Regions from separate parts of the Homo sapiens genome. Here region 1 is linked to region 2. Evidence: chromatin loops called from intact Hi-C (ENCODE). Cell type or tissue: heart right ventricle. All regions are shown on one strand. Links, peaks and the distances in the headings refer to the core of each region. The heading gives the core; the rest is flanking DNA.

The links. Hi-C counts contacts between places; a loop is a spot of excess contacts. Peaks named below come from ENCODE experiments on the same cell type or tissue, not always from the same donor. Only the 100,000 strongest peaks of a DNase experiment are listed, where the experiment ranks them.
Region 1: a loop joins it to region 2, with 3.0 times the contacts of the local background. A loop is called at or near these places in 78 of 110 quality-filtered maps.

The regions. Positions count from the first base shown.
Region 1 is chr2:232,507,739-232,516,061 of GRCh38, reverse strand. No RefSeq gene overlaps it. Among named protein-coding and RNA genes, the nearest start is that of PRSS56, 8.5 kb to the left of the region's middle. In heart right ventricle, for the core only: no CTCF peak of the experiment used is centred there; no DNase peak of the experiment used is centred there; H3K27me3 peaks cover 1,458 bases.
Region 2 is chr2:232,454,177-232,462,499 of GRCh38, reverse strand. It overlaps ALPI (alkaline phosphatase, intestinal), which reads right to left and starts at 6,347. Exons shown (of 11, transcript NM_001631.5): 1 at 6,234-6,347; 2 at 6,035-6,151; 3 at 5,805-5,920; 4 at 5,427-5,601; 5 at 5,178-5,350; 6 at 4,801-4,935; 7 at 4,633-4,705; 8 at 4,368-4,502; 9 at 4,092-4,283; 10 at 3,752-3,868; 11 at 1,747-3,640. The coding sequence starts at 6,300. The coding sequence ends at 3,354. In heart right ventricle, for the core only: no CTCF peak of the experiment used is centred there; no DNase peak of the experiment used is centred there; H3K27me3 peaks cover 5,524 bases.

The sequences.
Region 1 (8,323 bases), core at 48-8,047, 54 kb before region 2:
AGATTCAATTGCACCTCCATGTGACTTTGGGTGAATCTCTTCCTGTTATGGGCGGAATCGTGTCCCTAAAAAGACATGTGGAAGTTCAACCAGTACTTCAGACTATGACCTTATTCAGAAATAAGGTTGCTGCAGTTGTAGTTAGTTAATAATGAGGTCACACCGGGCCCTTCATCCAATAGGCTGGTGTCCTTACAAGAAGACACAGAGACAGAGACACACAAGTGAATGTCATGTGACAAGAGAGGCGGAGGCTGGAGGGATGCAATTCAAGCTGGGGAATGCCAAGGACAGCTAGCAATAACCGGAGCTATGAGAAGGGCATGGAACAGGTTCTCCTGGAGAGGCTTCAAGAGAGCAGGGCTCCACTGACACCGTGTTTTCAGACTTCTCGCCTCCAGAACTGTGAAAGAATAAATTTCTGTCGTCTGAAGCCACCCAGTTTGTGGTAACTTGTAACAGCAGCCCTCGGAAACAAATATACTTCTCCTCTCTCAACCTCATGTCCTCATCTGGGAAATAGGCTAGTAACCCCCATCTTGTTGGTGGGGATTCAAGGAGCTGACACAGTTAGGCCTCCTGCAAAGGGCTGCCAGGGACTGTGGTCGTTGCTCTAGATCAGCTCTTTGTAAATGTGACGGAATCGATAAGTGCTGTTTCCCTGCATGAATATAGAGAGGGCAGGGAGGGCCTGAGCTTGGGAGACAGCAAGGGAGCTGTGGGAGAGCAGAGAATGAGACAGGATGGGATGCGAAACTGCAGAAGGGGCGGCGGCTCCCCAGGTTGTGTGTGGCCTGGGCCCTAGTTTGTCTGAGTAGGAGCTCGCTTCTCCCCATGGGGCCTTCCTCATGGATTGCCTGTCCCTTTCAGCTTTTCAGCTTTGCTTTCTGTTCTGACCTTCCCTATTCCCCATGGGCTGAACTTGGCCTTTTTTTTTTTTTTTTTTTGAGACAACTTGTTGCTATATTGCCCACGCTGGTCTTGAACTTCTAGGTTCAAGTAATCCTCCTGCTTCAGCCTCCCAAAGTGTTGGAATTACAGGCATGAGCCACCATGCCTGGCCTGTATTTGACTTTAAGAGGGCTCTGAAGAGGCAGGGGTGCTGTCTAGCCCAGAAGGGAGCACTGCTGAAGCTGGGGCGCCTGCAGGCTCTGTGGTTCTCTGAGAATGGAGTGATCCTGGAACTGTATCCAGGGCTTTCCTTAGTAGGTGAGACCCCTGGCCTCCCTGCCCTCCCCTCACTCAATATTTTGGGCACGGATACATCCAGACCACCACTGATGCCACTGAAGACCACTGTTCAATCCTGTGATAAAAGAATGCAAACCATTTCACAATTTTGCTTGTTTCCTCTCCTGTTCTTCTTTTTTGTCTTTTGTCTTTTTTCTTGTGATCTCCATAAGTTTCCTTTCCTTTTTTTCAGTCTGGCTGACGGCTGTGTTTCTTTGAAATTTGCTAATTTAACACCTTCAATTTCTATGCTACTATTCCCATTTTCCCCTCCTCCTACATAGTAGACTCTCCCTGATCAGTATTTCCCATTGCTATTGCTTTCAAATCTTTTTGTTAACTTAGATGATTTTTTTTTTGAGATGGAGTTTTGCCCTTGTCACCCAGGCTGGAGTGCGGTGGCATGATCTGGGCTCACTGCAAACTCTGCCTCCCAGGTTCAAGCGATTCTCGTGCCTCAGCCTCCTGAGTAGCTGGGGCTCCTGTGTAGCATGGGTGTGTGCTACCATGCCCGGCTTATTTTGTATTTTTAGTAGAGATGGGGTTTCACCATGTTGGCCAGGCTGGTCTCAAATTCCTGACCTCAAGTGATCCACCCGCCTCGGCCACCCAAAGTGCTGGGATTACAGGCATGAGCCACCGCGCCCAGCCTTAGATGATCTTTTTAGAAAACACCATCTCTCTGATGTAGAGATGGTTCTTGGAGTCATGTGGTTCTCTTCATGGTTGCTTCATTTACTGCTGCCAACATAAACTCAAATTAGATTTAATAAGTCATATTAAAATTTTCAATAGGATCCCTCCTTACAGCAAATTTCTAGCAATCTATCTCTCTAAACTTATCTGCATCAATGTAAAAAGAAATTTCTGGAAATGGTGGTTATTTATTAATGATGGCTTAATTTCTGAAATTGAGGTTTATTTTATTGTGTTTTGCTTTTCACTTTCTTCTGTGTGCTTTCCTGTGTTACTTGAATTCTTTAAAATCAGCAGGTAGCATTTATACAAATACGAAACATCAAGAGTAAAAAAGAAAAGGACAGGCACCAAGTAGAAATCTTTTCAATAAGACAGTTTATTGATATAATATTTCACCGAGTAAATACTCATTAATGTCAAAAGCTGGTTGAGTAAAGGGAATTTCATGTAGTTCGATGTATTACAATGTATCAAACCTTCATAATAACTGCTTAAGGCAGGTGTCATCAGACCCATTTTACAGATGAGGCCACTGAGGCTCGGAGAAGTTGATTGACCTAGCTGAGACCACACTGCTAGGAACTGGAGAAGAGATGGAAGGCTGTTCTGCCTGCTGCCAGAGGCCACACCCTCAACCTCTGCCCAGCCCTGCCTTGGGAGTCCACAAGTGCCTTCTGACTGCTAACCCTGCAGGGGTTTGCTAAGGTAGCCACACAAAGGTTGAAGCTTCTTGAAATGGATGAAACGGTTGGGGCCGAGGCTTTGTCTTCCCTTGCAGGGGACTCAGCTGTGTGAGGCAGGAGTGGGTGAGGCAGAACAGCTGAGAAGACATATAGGCGTGGGGTTGGGGCCAGCAGATGATGGGAGGGACCTAAAGGGGAGAGGAAGAGGAGAAACCAGAGACACGGGTGCCACCAAAGTTCCTCCAGTGTCCCTTCTGCATCCATCTTGCACCCCCAGACTGGCAACCTCCTCAGAGCCTCTGAGGTTGGAGAGGCCTCGTGGGGGTGCCCCAGCTACTATCTCCTTCTATGTCCAGCTACCAGGCATGGAGCAGGAAGGGGTGGGTGCATAGGTCAGGGGGCCCTCCGCAAGGCCTCACTTACCCTCCTGCTGGGCATGTCCAGCCCCCTGCCCAGAGCTCCCAGCCTCATCACTCAGGGCCAGGTGGAGGCCATGTAGGGTGCAGGGAGAGCTTACAAAGCCAATAAATCCCCCAAGGCAATTACAGTGATGAGCGAGGCATAAACAAGGCGCTTTACCTGCCGCAGCCAACCCTCCCCTGCACACACGTGCGCATGCACACACACGGGAACACACACACACACACATACACACGCACACATGCTGGAGTCAGCCCATTTGCAGGGTAATGGCTTTGCGACAGCAGAAATTATCTGCAGCATTAGAGGCAGCCTGGCCAGGCAGGGCAAGCTGGGGGCGGGGCCTCAGGATGAACCTGGGGGATACTAAGAGAGGAAGCAGGTGCCCGCAGGCTAGGGTCTGGGCCCCTGGAAACACTGCAGGGCTGGGGGGAGTGGGTGCAGGCTGCAAAGGGCTTGGTGAGGGCCAGACCAAGTGGAGGGTCCCTGCCCACCCCTGCCCACAGCTCTTTCCCTTTCGACTTCCAAGGCCTGTAAGTGGGCAGATAACTGGGAGCAGCGGTGTCTCAGGACCTGAAATCATAGCTGAGCAGCCACTTGCTCCTGTCCTGGCCTGAAAGCCACGTCCTTTTCCCTAGCCCCAGGGAGGCCACACTTGGTGGCCTAGAGAGAGGGGCATGGGGTGATTAAGGAATGAAAGGGAGCCCCCGAAAGGAGGATGCGTGTTGCGGGGGTGGTGAGGGGGTGGCAGGGTTTGCCTTAGCTGATTGTTTCCCTCCGTGACTGTCATGGGAATCAGGTCTGGGCTGCCCAGCAGTTCTGGGGAGGAGGGGGCTCCAGAGGAAGGACCTCCTCCTTCCCCAGGTCAGGAAACTGAAAAGAGCCACCACCTGGATCTTCGGAAGAGACCTCTGGCTGCCCGTTTTAGGCCAAGGACAGGAGGGCTAATCTTCCCCTACACCCCTTTAGCCAGCTAGCATTGGTAGGGGCAGCAAAACCAATAAAGAGAGTGGGGCAAGCTGGGCTCCCAGGCCTATGGGACTTTGAGGTTCACAGTGATGTGGGGGTGGCAACAGTCCCAGGGGTCCTTAGCATCCTGCCCCAGGGCTTGGCTAGACCTGGCATCTGCGGTGGGGGTGCTCGCTGGGGAATCATGCCTGTCAGCCTGACAATAAAGCTGGGCTCTGTGACTCTGGCAGCAACGGAGCATCCTGCCCACCTGCGGGCACACCCAGATTGCATTTGCTGAAATAAATTGCTGGAGAAAATAAATCCCACACACATGATTAATGGGAGGCAGGGAGGCAGGCAGCCAGCATGAGGAGCCACTGGGGACAGAGTGACAGTTGGGCACAAAGCCAGCACAGCCACGGGGCCTCCGGGAAAGGGCTGTAGCAACTGTATGGCTACCAGGGTCACTGTGGTCCCTGCCACTGCCACTGCACAGGGGACCTGACCGCGCAGGCTGACAAGGCCCCTGGGGACTCAGGCTGGCCCCCAGCTTGGCTCTGCATCACTGCAGGTGGTGTGGAGGGGCCGATCCTGGGCTTGCTACTGTGACCTGGGCCGGACCACGCCTCCTGGGGACTGGGGACCCCACGGACCAGAGCAGGGAAGAAATCAAGCCAGGATGTTGGCAAGAGGGGTGGGGGTGAGGGGTAAGGACTTCCCAGCTGGCCAGCTGTGAGTCCTTGAGCAAACTACCTCCTGTCTCTGAGCCTCCATCTCCCCATCTGCTCAATGGAGCTAATACCAGGGCCTCCCTCAGAAGGTTGTTGAGGGGCTCAGCTCAGGCCACCCAGCCAAAGCAGCTGCTAGGGTGCTGGGCACACAGGGGGCTGTCCCAGATGACAAAGGTGTGCTCAGCATCTATGACATGCCCATGCTGCACTGAGAACTGGGGCACAGTCCCTGCCCTCATGGAGCTAATAGCCTGGTGGTAGACAAATGGTAAAAAAGTAATAATAGTAAGGACTGGCCGGGTGTGGTGGCTCACGCCTGTAATTCCAGCACTTTGGGAGGCTGAGGCGGGTGGATCACGAGGTCAGGAGATCGAGACCATCCTGGCTAACATGGCGAAACCCCATTTCTACTAAAAATACAAAACATTTAGCCAGGCTACTCGGGAGGCTGAGGCAGGAGAATGGCGTGAACCCGGGAGGCGGAGCTTGCAGTGAGTCAAGATTGCACCACTGCACTCCAGCCTGGGTGACAGAGCAAGACTCTGTCTCAAAAAAAAAAAAAAACCACCAAAAAAAAAAGTAAGGACTACGTAAGTCATCTCAAATGCACACGGCGCTGTGTAGGAGAAGCCTTGAGTGCTGGGGACAGGGGAAGGGGCTTGCTTACACTCTGGAGGTCAGGGCAGGCTTCCTGGGGGAGAGGGCACTGAACACAAGTGAATTTATGGCAAAAATCCAATAGTTTGATTTTGGTGAGTCTGTTGAGAAACAGTCTCATTCATTGCTTTTAGGAGAGTCACAGTGAGAGTTGACAATGCCTACACAAATACCTACCCACAGTACACACACTCTTATTCTCCTTTTAATTTTTATTTTCTCTTAAATGAGACAGGGCCTCATTCTGTCACCTAGGCTGGAGTGCAATAGCGTGGCCACGGCTCACTGTAGCCTTGACCTCCTGGGCTCAAGTGATCCTCCTTCCTCAGCCTCCTGAGTAGCTGGGACCACAGGCGTTTGCCACCATATCCAGCTAAGTTTTAAAATTTTTTATAGAGAAGAGGTCTAGCTGTGTTGTCCAGGCTGGTCTTGAACTCCTGAGCTCAAGAATCCTCATGCCTCGGCCTCCCAAAGTGTCATGCCATCGCACCTGGTCTCACGCATTCTTATTCTTTAGTACTCCCACTTCAGAGCATTTTGTCCTACAGATATGTAGAAAAACACAGTTATAAAATGACAGATGTACAAAGATGTTCACTGCAACATTGACAGAAAGAACAAAAAAGAAAAGTAGCAACAACTCAGGTAGTGATGGAGGAAGGACTCAGTTGAATAAACCGTGTACGAGACTGGGAATGATGACTCATGCCCGTCATCCCAGCATTTTGGGAGGCTGAGGTGGGAACTGCTTGGGGCCAGGAGTTTTGAGACCAGCCTGGGCAAGATGGCGAGATCCCCATATCTGCAAAAAAAACAAAAAAATTTTTTTTTTAATTAGCTAGGCATTGGCTGGCTGCGGTGGCTTATGCCTGTAATCCCAGAAACTTGGGAGGCTGAGGCAGGTGGATCACTTGAGGTCAGGAATTCGAGATCAGCCTGGCCAACATGGTGAAACCCCGTCTCTACTAAAAATACAAAAATTAGCCAGGCATGGTGGTGCACGACTGTAATCCCAGCTACTCAGGAGGCGGAGGCACCAGAATTGCTTGAACCCGGGAGGCGGAGGTTGCAGTAAGCCAAGATTGTGCCACTGCACTCCAACCTGGGTGAAAGAGGAAGACTCTGTCTCAAAAATAAAAATAAAAGTAAATAAATAGGCTGGGCATGGTGGCATGCACCTGTAATCCTACGTACTCAGGAGGCTGAAGTATCACTTGAACCCAGGAATTTGAAGTTGCAGCGAGTTATGATTGTACCACTGCACTCTAGTCTGGGTGACAGAGAGAGATGAAATACTATACAGCTGTGAAAAAAGAATGAGGAATCTATTGCTGTGGAAAGAACGTCAAGATAGATTAAGTGAAAACAAAATGAGGAACAGTGTACTCAAATGAGGAACATTCTACTTTTTGTGTGAGAAAGGACAAAAAGAAAAGCACATAATTTGTTTTAGACTACACACAGAATTAAAGTAGCCCCCTGGGGTTATGGGGTGGAAGAGGAAACCAGGTACATGGGAATGGGAGTGGAACTTTGAATTGCTTTGATTTTTTAATTATATGGGTGTATTATCCACAGAAAAAAAAATGTAAAGATATTTCAGGGACTTTGTTTCTTTCTGGAGGGCAGAGGGCACATGACTGGAGGTGCTGGGGTAGGGAGCTGGTTCAGGGATAAACCTCAACCTGAGGTGGCCTGGCAGTGCCGAATGAATATCAAAGTATCAAAGTGCCAGATGAGTCCAAACAAACCATGTTTAGGAACAGTTGGTCCATGGAACCTTCAGGAAGCGATGGAGGCTCAGAGAGAAGAGGGTGTGCAGCAGGTGTGGCCCTACCGGGCCCCAGACTTGGCCCTCCGCCCACACTAAGGCCAAGGACTCGGAGGGTAGGGACTGAGGGAGTGACCAGAAAAGCTGACCGTGGATGGAGGTGCAGCGGCACTGGGAAGCGAGTCTCTGGTGGGACACCTGTCACTCACCCAGTGTGGCTGTGGGTGTGTGTGTGAGCTGGTTGGGGGGCAGGGGTCTGTGGTCAGGGCAAGAAGCACTGGGAGGTCAGGAGAGATAAACGATCACCTTGCGGGGACATGCTGGTTCCCCGCTGAACCACTGAACTGCTGGATTCTGAGCCACAAGGCCTGAGGCCCGAAGACCCTCCCCACCTCTACCCTGAGGAAGCCCCTCCTCCCCACCTGCCAGGCTGGAGGGTCCCAGGGCCCACCTGGGTGAGCAGGTGTGGGGGTGCCTCCTGGTGGCGCTCAGTGAGAGTCACAGGCCTCGAAGGACTAGGAAGTCCTGGGCAGCCCTGGGCCAAATTCCAGGACCCCACAAGGGCTGGGAGCTAGATAAAACCAAAGGGTCCAAGCCGGGAGATTTAGGGAGAGATCTTGGGGCAAGTGAAGGAAAATCTCAGTGGCTGTGGATGCCCCAGTACCCATCTCCCCATGAAAAGCCCAACCCTCCTCCCTCAGCCTACCCAGCAGGACACAGCCTCTCTGCCTCGGAGGTTTCTGGGGCTCAGGGAGGTGAGCCTTCTGCTTTTCCTGACTTCCCATTATCTTTCCACTCTGCCCCCCTCCTTCTCCAAAGCTGCCTTTCCTGTTTCCAAATCACCCCCTCTCTGTTCAAGCTGCGCACCAGGCAGCTTTGCCCACGTGTGCAATCCCAAGTGAGCACAGTGCAGGGTCCGCTACCAACGCCGCAGCCTCCTTGTTCAACAGTTATTAAGCAATTCACAGGGGCAACAGCACAGCGGGACACCAGGTGGGGGCCGTCTGCAGCGGGCAGCTCCGTGAGCTGAGCAGGGCAGGGGCTAGCACTGCAGGGGAAGGGGGTCCTGATGAGGAGGGGCTAGGGCTGCAGGGGAAGGGGTCCTCTACTCCCAAGTACATGGGGCCCTAGGCCTGGTTTTGGGGGGTCTCCCTCACCTGACAGCTGTGCCTGAGCATCTC
Region 2 (8,323 bases), core at 160-8,159:
TCATCCACAGTCTAATCAGCGCAGGGAAGAGGTAGAAGCCTGGAGGGCATAGAATGTTGCAGACCATCAGTGGGCTAATGTTATAAAGCCAAGACTGTGGCATTACAGTAGAATCTTTCCCATACTTGGTAAGGAGATTGGGTGGACCATGAAAACTTTCCAGCCACACAGAATGACTTATCTTCATAGCAAAATACCGAAGAGGGTTGCCCCAAGTTCCCCTCCCTCTCTGCTTGACTTTCCCTCCCTCCTTATTTATTTATTTATTTTTAGACGGAGTCTCACTCTGTCGCCCAGGCTGGAGTGCAGTGATGTGATCTCAGCTCACTGCAACCTCCGCCTCCTGGGTTCAAGTGATTCTCCTGCCTCAGCCTCTTAAGTAGCTGGGGCTACAGGCGCCCGCCACCAAGCCCGGCTAATTTTGTGTATTCTTAGTAGAGACGGGATTTCACCGTGTTAGCCAGGATGGTCTCAATCTCCTGACCTCGTGATCCGCCCACCTCGGCCTCCCAAAGTGCTGGGATTATAGGTGTTAGCCACCGTGCCTGGCCCTCCCTCCTTATTTTTAAAAAATTTATCAGTAATTTTTAATGTATGTCTGTTTCTGCTTCCCTGTGATTAACTCTTTTTTTTTCCTGTGAATATTCTTTTTTAAAAGTTTAGATTCAGGGGTACATGTGCTTGTTTATTACATGGGTAGACTGCATACTGGTGGAGATTAGGCTTCTAGTGAACCCAATACCCATATAATGAGCTTGTACCCGATAGGTAATTTTTAAATCCTCACCCCCACTCCCACCTCCCTCCTTCTTTTTTTTGAGAGGGAGTCTCGCTCTGTCACCCAGGCTGGAGGCAGTGATGTGATCTCGGCTCCCTGCAACCTCCGCCTCCAGGTTCAAGCAATTCTCCTGTCTCAGCCTCCGGAGTAGCTGGGATTATAGGCCCCCACCACCACGCCTGGCTAATTTTTGTCTTTTCAGTAGAGACAGGGTTTCACCATGTTGACCAGGGTGGTCTCAAACGCCTGACCTCAAATGATCCGCCCGCCTCAGCCTCCCAAAGTGCTGGGATTACAGGTGTACGGCACCATGCCTGGCTAATTTTTGTATATTTAGTAGAGATGGGATTTCCATGTTGATCAAGCTGGTCTCGAATTCCTGACCTCAAATGATCTGCCCACATTGGCCTCCCGAGTGTTAGGATTACAGACGTGAGCCACTGCGCCCGGGCTCCCTCCTTCCTAAAGACCAAAATGCTGACACTTTTGAGATGACAAGAGCTGTCTGTTTTAGGCAATCAGGAAAAAGCTTGAAAAATAATTGTACTTTTCTTGCATCTGCTCCTTCAAGGTAAAGATGTCCTTTCAATGAAAAAATGAGAAAGTAATCATCTTGGAATGAAAACTCATGCCAAAGAAAACATTTTTTAGAACCAAAGTTTGAGAATGTTTTCATTGACATGTGAATTTTGTGGTAAAAAATGTATTTGACTGATAAAACCCTGATCCCTACACATTTAAAAAAACTTGAAAGCAGATTATATATTCGAATCTGTTTTTTAAAATTTAGATATAATTTACATACCATAAAATTCATCCTTTTATTTCATTTTTTAGACACAGATTTTCGCTATGCTTCCCAGGCTGGAGTCCTATGGCTATTCACAAGTGGGATCATGGTCCTCCAATATTTTTGTGACAGCTACTAAAACCCAGAATTAAAAAAGAACTACCCTGAGAGTCAGGCCTTCAAACTGATGTTTTACAATTTTATTTCAAGGTTTTAGTAAATAAGAAAGCATATTGAATGATGTTACTATTTCTTGCAAAAGCAAGATGCTTTTTTGCACCTTTGTAAATGTACAAATAAATTTGTAATACTGCAAAATTTGCTGGAAAATGTGGTTGATTTCACCTTTATTCTTTTCAATGTTCTCTTGGAGCAGGTGTGTACTCACTAAGTATGGCTGTATTGGGATGGGCGCTCCAGAATACTTTCAGAGGGAGGTCAGAAACACCTGGAGTCAGCTCCTTCCCCAGCTTTCACCTGAGCCTGCCACCACCCCCACCCTCTGCCCAAAAGACCAGACCCTTCTCCTGGCAGCAGCCAGAGTGCTTATTTCCCAACCAGGGCAGGTCACAGCCCTCCTCAAAGACCTCCAACCACACCCCTCTAACCAGACTTCACAGTCCCCCATGCACACCCCACTCTCCTGACCCCTCAGGCTTTCCCCACTCTGCCCACCCACCCCCACCCCTCTGATCCAGCCCTTGGCCTCCCAGAGCACCTGCTGACACTGCCCCAGGGCGTTTGCACTGCTGTGCTGCCTTGCTCAAGCCCCCACTCTGTTCAAGTCTCTTGCTCAATCATCTGCCCCTCAGCAGTACCTCCTGGCCTGCGTTATCCACCTCTCCAGATACTGTGCCCACACTCACTCATGATTTTTCTCCTAGGAAGTAGTACTGGCATTACATTGTCTAACACCTTTTATTATTGCTTTGTCTCCTAGGAGAATGGAGACCTTGAGGAGGCAGGGGAGTCTTCCTTGTTGAGAAATCTATGCCCAGCATCCAGATGTCCCGGGAGGGCCCATGGGCTCTGGGTTGCTGCCCTGTACCCAGAGCTCCTCAAGCGCTCCTTGGATCTGGTGACCTGGAATGGGCACTGGGGGGCAGGAAGCATCTGAGTGGCTGTGACTTGGGGCAAGCCTCTGCCTCATTGGTCCCTTGGTCAGGTGCAGGGGTGTGGAATGATCCTAGTGGGGAGACAGCAGAGGACTGTGTCAAAGCCCCCCTGGGAATCCCCGATCCAGTAGCCTCCTTGGGTGGGTTGCAGGGTTGCCGGAAGCTTCTCTTCTTCAGGTGTCCTGATCCACCCAAGTCCTTGGGTCTACCAGGTGCTGCCAGGATTGAAGCTAAGACGGTGGGGCACGCGGTCTGGGTGTGTCGTGTCCCACGATGGGGGACGTCTCTGGGTCCAGGCCTGCTTGGTCTTCCTTAGGATAGAGGCAGGGTGGGGGTTGGGTGGTTTTGGTCCCTTTATTGTCTGGGGTGCAGGCAGCCGCATGGCACAAATCTGCAGTCTCTGGGGTTGGGAGGAAGAATCAGAGAACAACCTGAGGGGAGGTCCTGGAAGTCCCAGGCTCAGCTCCCAGGGCGCCCTGGGCTCCTGCTCCCTGAAGGGGATGCGGAGGGAAGAAGGGCCCCGCTGCGCCAGCTGAGGCTGGTTTATCTCTAGGAGGTGAAGGTCCAACGGCAGGACACCTGTGTGTGTTCGCTGGAAGTGGCGGCTCAGGACGGGGAACAGGGCAGGACGCCCGGAGGTGGGGAGCAGGATAACTCCGGAGTGGGGCACTCAGGGAGCAGCGGACGCCCCCAGCAGCAGCAGGGTCCCGGCCAGCAGTGGCAGCGACGCGGCAACTGGGTGCGCGGCGTCGGTGGTGCAGGCGGGAGGCGCCAGGTCGCAGGCCGTGTAGGGCTCCAGACAGGCAGCGAAGGCCATGACATGCGCTACGAAGCTCTGCTCCTGCACACCATGCACCAGGTGCGCCTGCGGGCCGCGCGCAAACACCGCCACGTCTTCGCCTCCGTGGGTCTCGGACGACAGGGGCACCGCCGCCTGCTGCTGGTAATCGGGGCTCCCTGGTAGGAGGGTGAGTGCACTTCAGGGCAGGCAGGCGGCGTCCCCCTCCCGCGAATGCCCCCATCCCTGGCACCCTGGTCCCCCTGCACGGGCCATTCAGCCTCACTCACCGCTCTCGCTCTCATTCACGTCTGGTCGCACGCCTGAGTTGAACACGTAGCCCGGGCCATTGCCGTACAGGATGGACGTGTAGGCTTTGCTGTCCTGAGCCTTGCTGGGGGCCAACCCTGTAGGGAGATGCGGGTCCCTGTAGTTGAGCTGACCACAGCTGTGGGAGTGCCTCCTATGTGCCAGGCACCGCCACTTTTTGCCTGTTCGGGGGCTCGGTCCTCACAAGATCCCTATAGGGCTGGTGCCAGCATTGCACACTTTTGACAGAGGAGGAAACTGAAGCTCAAACTTCACCCTCATAATTGATGCAGCAGCACCTGCCACTCTCCCCAGGCCTACCGAAGATGGAGCTCCCTCGCAAGGTGTAGCCACCAAAGGAGAAGACATGGGAGTGGTCAGCGGTGACGAGGGTCAGCGTGTCCTCCTCGCTGGTGAGCTGGCCCGCCCTCTCAATGGCGTCGTCGAACATGACCGCCTCAGTGAGTGCCTGGTAAGCCACACCCTCATGATGACCATGGTCGATGCGGCCGCCTGCAGGAAGGCCAGAGGGGGGTGATGCTTGAACCTGCCCTGCCGCGCCCCGCCTTCCTCCACTCCCCAGGGGCCACCACGCACCCTCCACAAAGAGGTAGAAGCCGCGGGGGTTCCTGCTCAGCAGGCGCAGGGCAGCCTCTGTCATCTCCATCAGGGAGGGGTCCAGTGTGGGGTCTCGGTGGATCTCATATTTCGTGTCTCCGGGCTCAAAGAGGCCTGTGGGACAAGGAGCTTGGTGGTGATTGGCAGGCTGTGAGCGGGAGGGTGCTGGCAAATGGGCACACAGGCTCGGATGGCACCCTCTGAGGTTGTCTGAGGAATGCCAGGGCAGGAAGGGGGTCATTACCCATGAGATGGGTCACAGACTGGTCCAGGGACGCCTGCATGAGCTCAGTGCGGTTCCACACATACCAGGCACCCTGCAGGGACAGAGCCAGGCTTCAGCCCACAGCCCTGAGACCCACACACTTGGCCTCCCCCTGCCGTGCCTCCCACACCCACCAGCCCCCATCACCTGGTGCTTTGCCAGCCATTCCTGCACCAGGTTCTTCCCGTCCAGCCTGATTCCATTCTGGCTGGCATCAGCTGGGTACTCAGGGTCTGGGGTCCCCATGGGAAACATGTACTTGCGGCCTCCGCCAAGGATCACCTGAGGACAATGGATGGGGCAGGTGGTTTGGGGGCCTGGCTGGCCCCGTGCCCCCTCCTCATGCATAGCCCCTGGCTCCCCTCCCCAGGGCTGTGGGAATGGCCCAGCCTGTATTGCACATTCTACATCCCCAACTCCACCTCCAGAACCTGCTGACCCAGATCAGGCTTTTGGTTGCCTGGATCTGAGCCTGTGCCACCTTCCCCTCTGCCCAGCCCCAGCCCTTGGCCCGGGGGTCGCACGTCAATGTCCATGTTGGAGATGAGCTGAGTGGCGATGTCCTGGCACCCCTCCTGGCGGGCTGAGGCAGGCATGTCAGCATCTGAGTACCAGTTGCGGTTCACTGTGTGTGCGTAGGTGCCGGCTGGCGAGGCGTGCTGCACCCGTGTGGTGGTCACCACTCCTACTGACTTTCCTGAGGGTGACAGAGGTCAGGATCGGTGACCGAGATCTTGGGCCTGGTCCTGACCCCACAGCGGGCCCCAGCTCACCTGCTTGCTTGGCCCGGTTCATCACGGAGATGACCTCATTGCCGCGTGTCGTGTTGCACTGGTTAAAGCGGGCGGCTGCACTCAAGCCGATGGTCTGGAAGTTGGCCTTGACCCCGCACAGGTAGGCCGTGGCTGTGGCTGCGCTGTCTGGCACCTGTCTGTCCACATTGTATGTCTGCGAACGGAGACACCCTGAGCTCTACTTCGGGGCGGACACCCAGACCCCAACCAAGGACCTGGTTCTGGTCCTCTGGGATCCTAACTGCTCCCAGCTCCTAACTTAGGCCCCAGCTGTCCTGGCTCCCTCCCTCCTGCCACACTCCATATCCTTGATCCCTCTCCTCTGCTTGGAGGACTCTGAGGTGGCCCAGCCCTTACCTTGGACAGAGCCAGGTATGGGAAGCGGTCCATGGCCAGGGGCGTCTCAGGCCCCAGTTTGCCATTCTTCTGCCCCTTTAGGATCCTGGTGGCTGTCACCGTGGGCACCCCCAACCCTGAAGGAGCAGAAATGTGTGAGTCCTGGGCCCCAGGGTTGTCCTGGAACCACTGAAGGTCCCGGGTGCCGGGGCTGTGAGGACTACGGGGCTGGACAGGCCTTGCTCACTCACCATCGCCCAGGAAGAGGATGAGGTTCTTGGCGACCTTCTGGATGGGCTGCAGCTTCTTGGCAGCATCCAGGGCCTCAGCTGCCTGGCGGTTCCAGAAGGCCGGGTTCTCCTCCTCAGCTGGCCAGGGGGAGAGTAGAGATCAGGTCAGCCTGGCTGAGGGGGTGCCCTGTGTGTGGAACAGCTTGGGGAGCCTCATTACCTGGGATGACGCCCAGGGAGAGCTGTAGCCTCAGGCCCAGCAGCAGCAGCACCCAGGGCCCCTGCATGTCTTGGGGGCAGCAGGAGGGAGGCGAAGTGGGGACACCAGGAACCGGCTGCAGCGCAGGCTGCCTGGGTTTAAATCAGGGGAGGACTTTGCCCCTGGCTGTAAATGCTCCACGTCCCTCCCCACACCCCTGGTGTCCATCTTGACCCCGCCCAGTCCTGTGACCTGAAGCCAAGCTTGCTGAAGGGAAGGGACTGGGTGTGGCTCACAGTGTCTTGTGGGAGACGCGTTGCCACTCCTTCATTCACCTCATTCAAGGTGTGAAGAGAGGTGAGACTGGAAACACACAGCCTAGGCCAGGGCCCGGGTTAGGGCTCGTAATGTCACGAGCCCCAGAGGAGTGTGAAAGGAGGCACACTGGGTGGCCTGGCTGCCCTAGAACCCACTTGGTGTATATGGGTGCCCACACCTATGTCCTGAGGACGCAGGCTGGGAAGGGGCCAGTGCTCTGGGTCAGCCAGACCTGGGCTGGGTCTTCCAGAGCAGCCTGTGCACTTGAGGTTGACCCCTGTTCCCTTGCACAGGTAGATGGAGCCTGGGGTGAGTCTGTTTTCCATGGGCCCCGGGGAACACCCAGAAGTGTAGCCTCTGATAAGGAGTTCAGAGAGTTTGGTAACCTCAGGCTGAGTTCAAAAGTATTGCTTCAGTCCAGACATCCCACTCTGAGTGTGTAGCCAAAGGAATGCGAACTAGGGACTCGAACAGATAACTGCACACCCATGTTCCCAGCAGCATTATCCACAGCAGCCAAGAGCTGGAAGCTACCCAAGTGTCCAGCAAAAGAGAAATGGAGAAACCAAACAGGGTGCACACATACAATGGAGTATCACGCAGCCTTGAAAACAAAGGCGACCCTGACACCTGCTACAACATGGATGAACCTTAGGACATTATGCTCAGTGAAATATACCAGTGCAAAAGAACAAATACGCACGAACACACTTCTCTGAGGTCCCGAGGGGAGTCAAATACATAGAGACAGAAGTGGAATGGAGGTTGCCTGAGGCTGAGGGAGGAGGCAATGGGTTAGGGTTGGGGTTAGGGTTAGAGTTGGAGTTTAATAGGGACAGAGCTTCAAGGTTGCAGGATGAGAATGTTCTGGAGATCAGCTGCACAACACTGTGCGTGTACTCAACACTGCCGCCCTGTACACTTGAAAATGGTGAAGGAGGTAAACTTGATGTACCGTGTTTTGTAGCACAATTCAAAAACTGGTTCAAGAAGAAAAGGCTCCTCCAGCTCCACCCACCCCAGCCCAACCACAGCAGCCCCTTCTCCACTCGAGCCTGTTTACCTCAAACCCCAGGCTTGGCCCTCAGAACCCAGGGGACCTCACCTGCTGCCCAGCCTCTGCCTGCCCTGCCCCACTCCCCACCACGCCTAGGGCCTCCCTCAGGCCGAGCTTTCCCGGGTCCTCCTGCCTGCGCCCTCCTGGCTTCCCGGTGGTCGTCCTGGGGCTCTCAGGGAAGATGTCGCTCTCATAGGTCCTTCTTGCCCCCTGCTTGTTGCCCCCTTAGTTTCCTCTACCTCCTGCTTCATCTTGCTGAGTTAGGAACATTCTTGGCTGAAAGTCAGAGGAGACTCACTAATGGGTCTCCTCAATTAATTGATTGATTGATTCCAAAGTCAAGGTGAGTCAGGAGGCTTTATAGCCACCCTGAGTTTCATGTTTAAGTTGGAATTTTTGACAGAACTATAGATTCACAAGTAGTTGTAAGAAATAATACAAGCTGGGTGCGGTGGCTCATGCCTGTAATCCCAGCACTTTGGGAGGCCGAGGTGGGTGGATCATGAGGTCAGGAGATCAAGGCCATCCTGGCTAACACAGTGAAACCCCATCTCTACTAAAAATACAAAAAATTAGCTGGGTGTGGTGGCATGCACCTGTAGTCCCAGCTACTTGGGAGGCTGAGGCAGAAGAATCACTTGAACCTGGGAGGTGGAGGTTGCAGTGAGCTGAGATCATGCCACTGCACTCCAGCCTGGGTGGCAGAGTGAGACTCTGTCTCAAAAAAAAAAAAAAG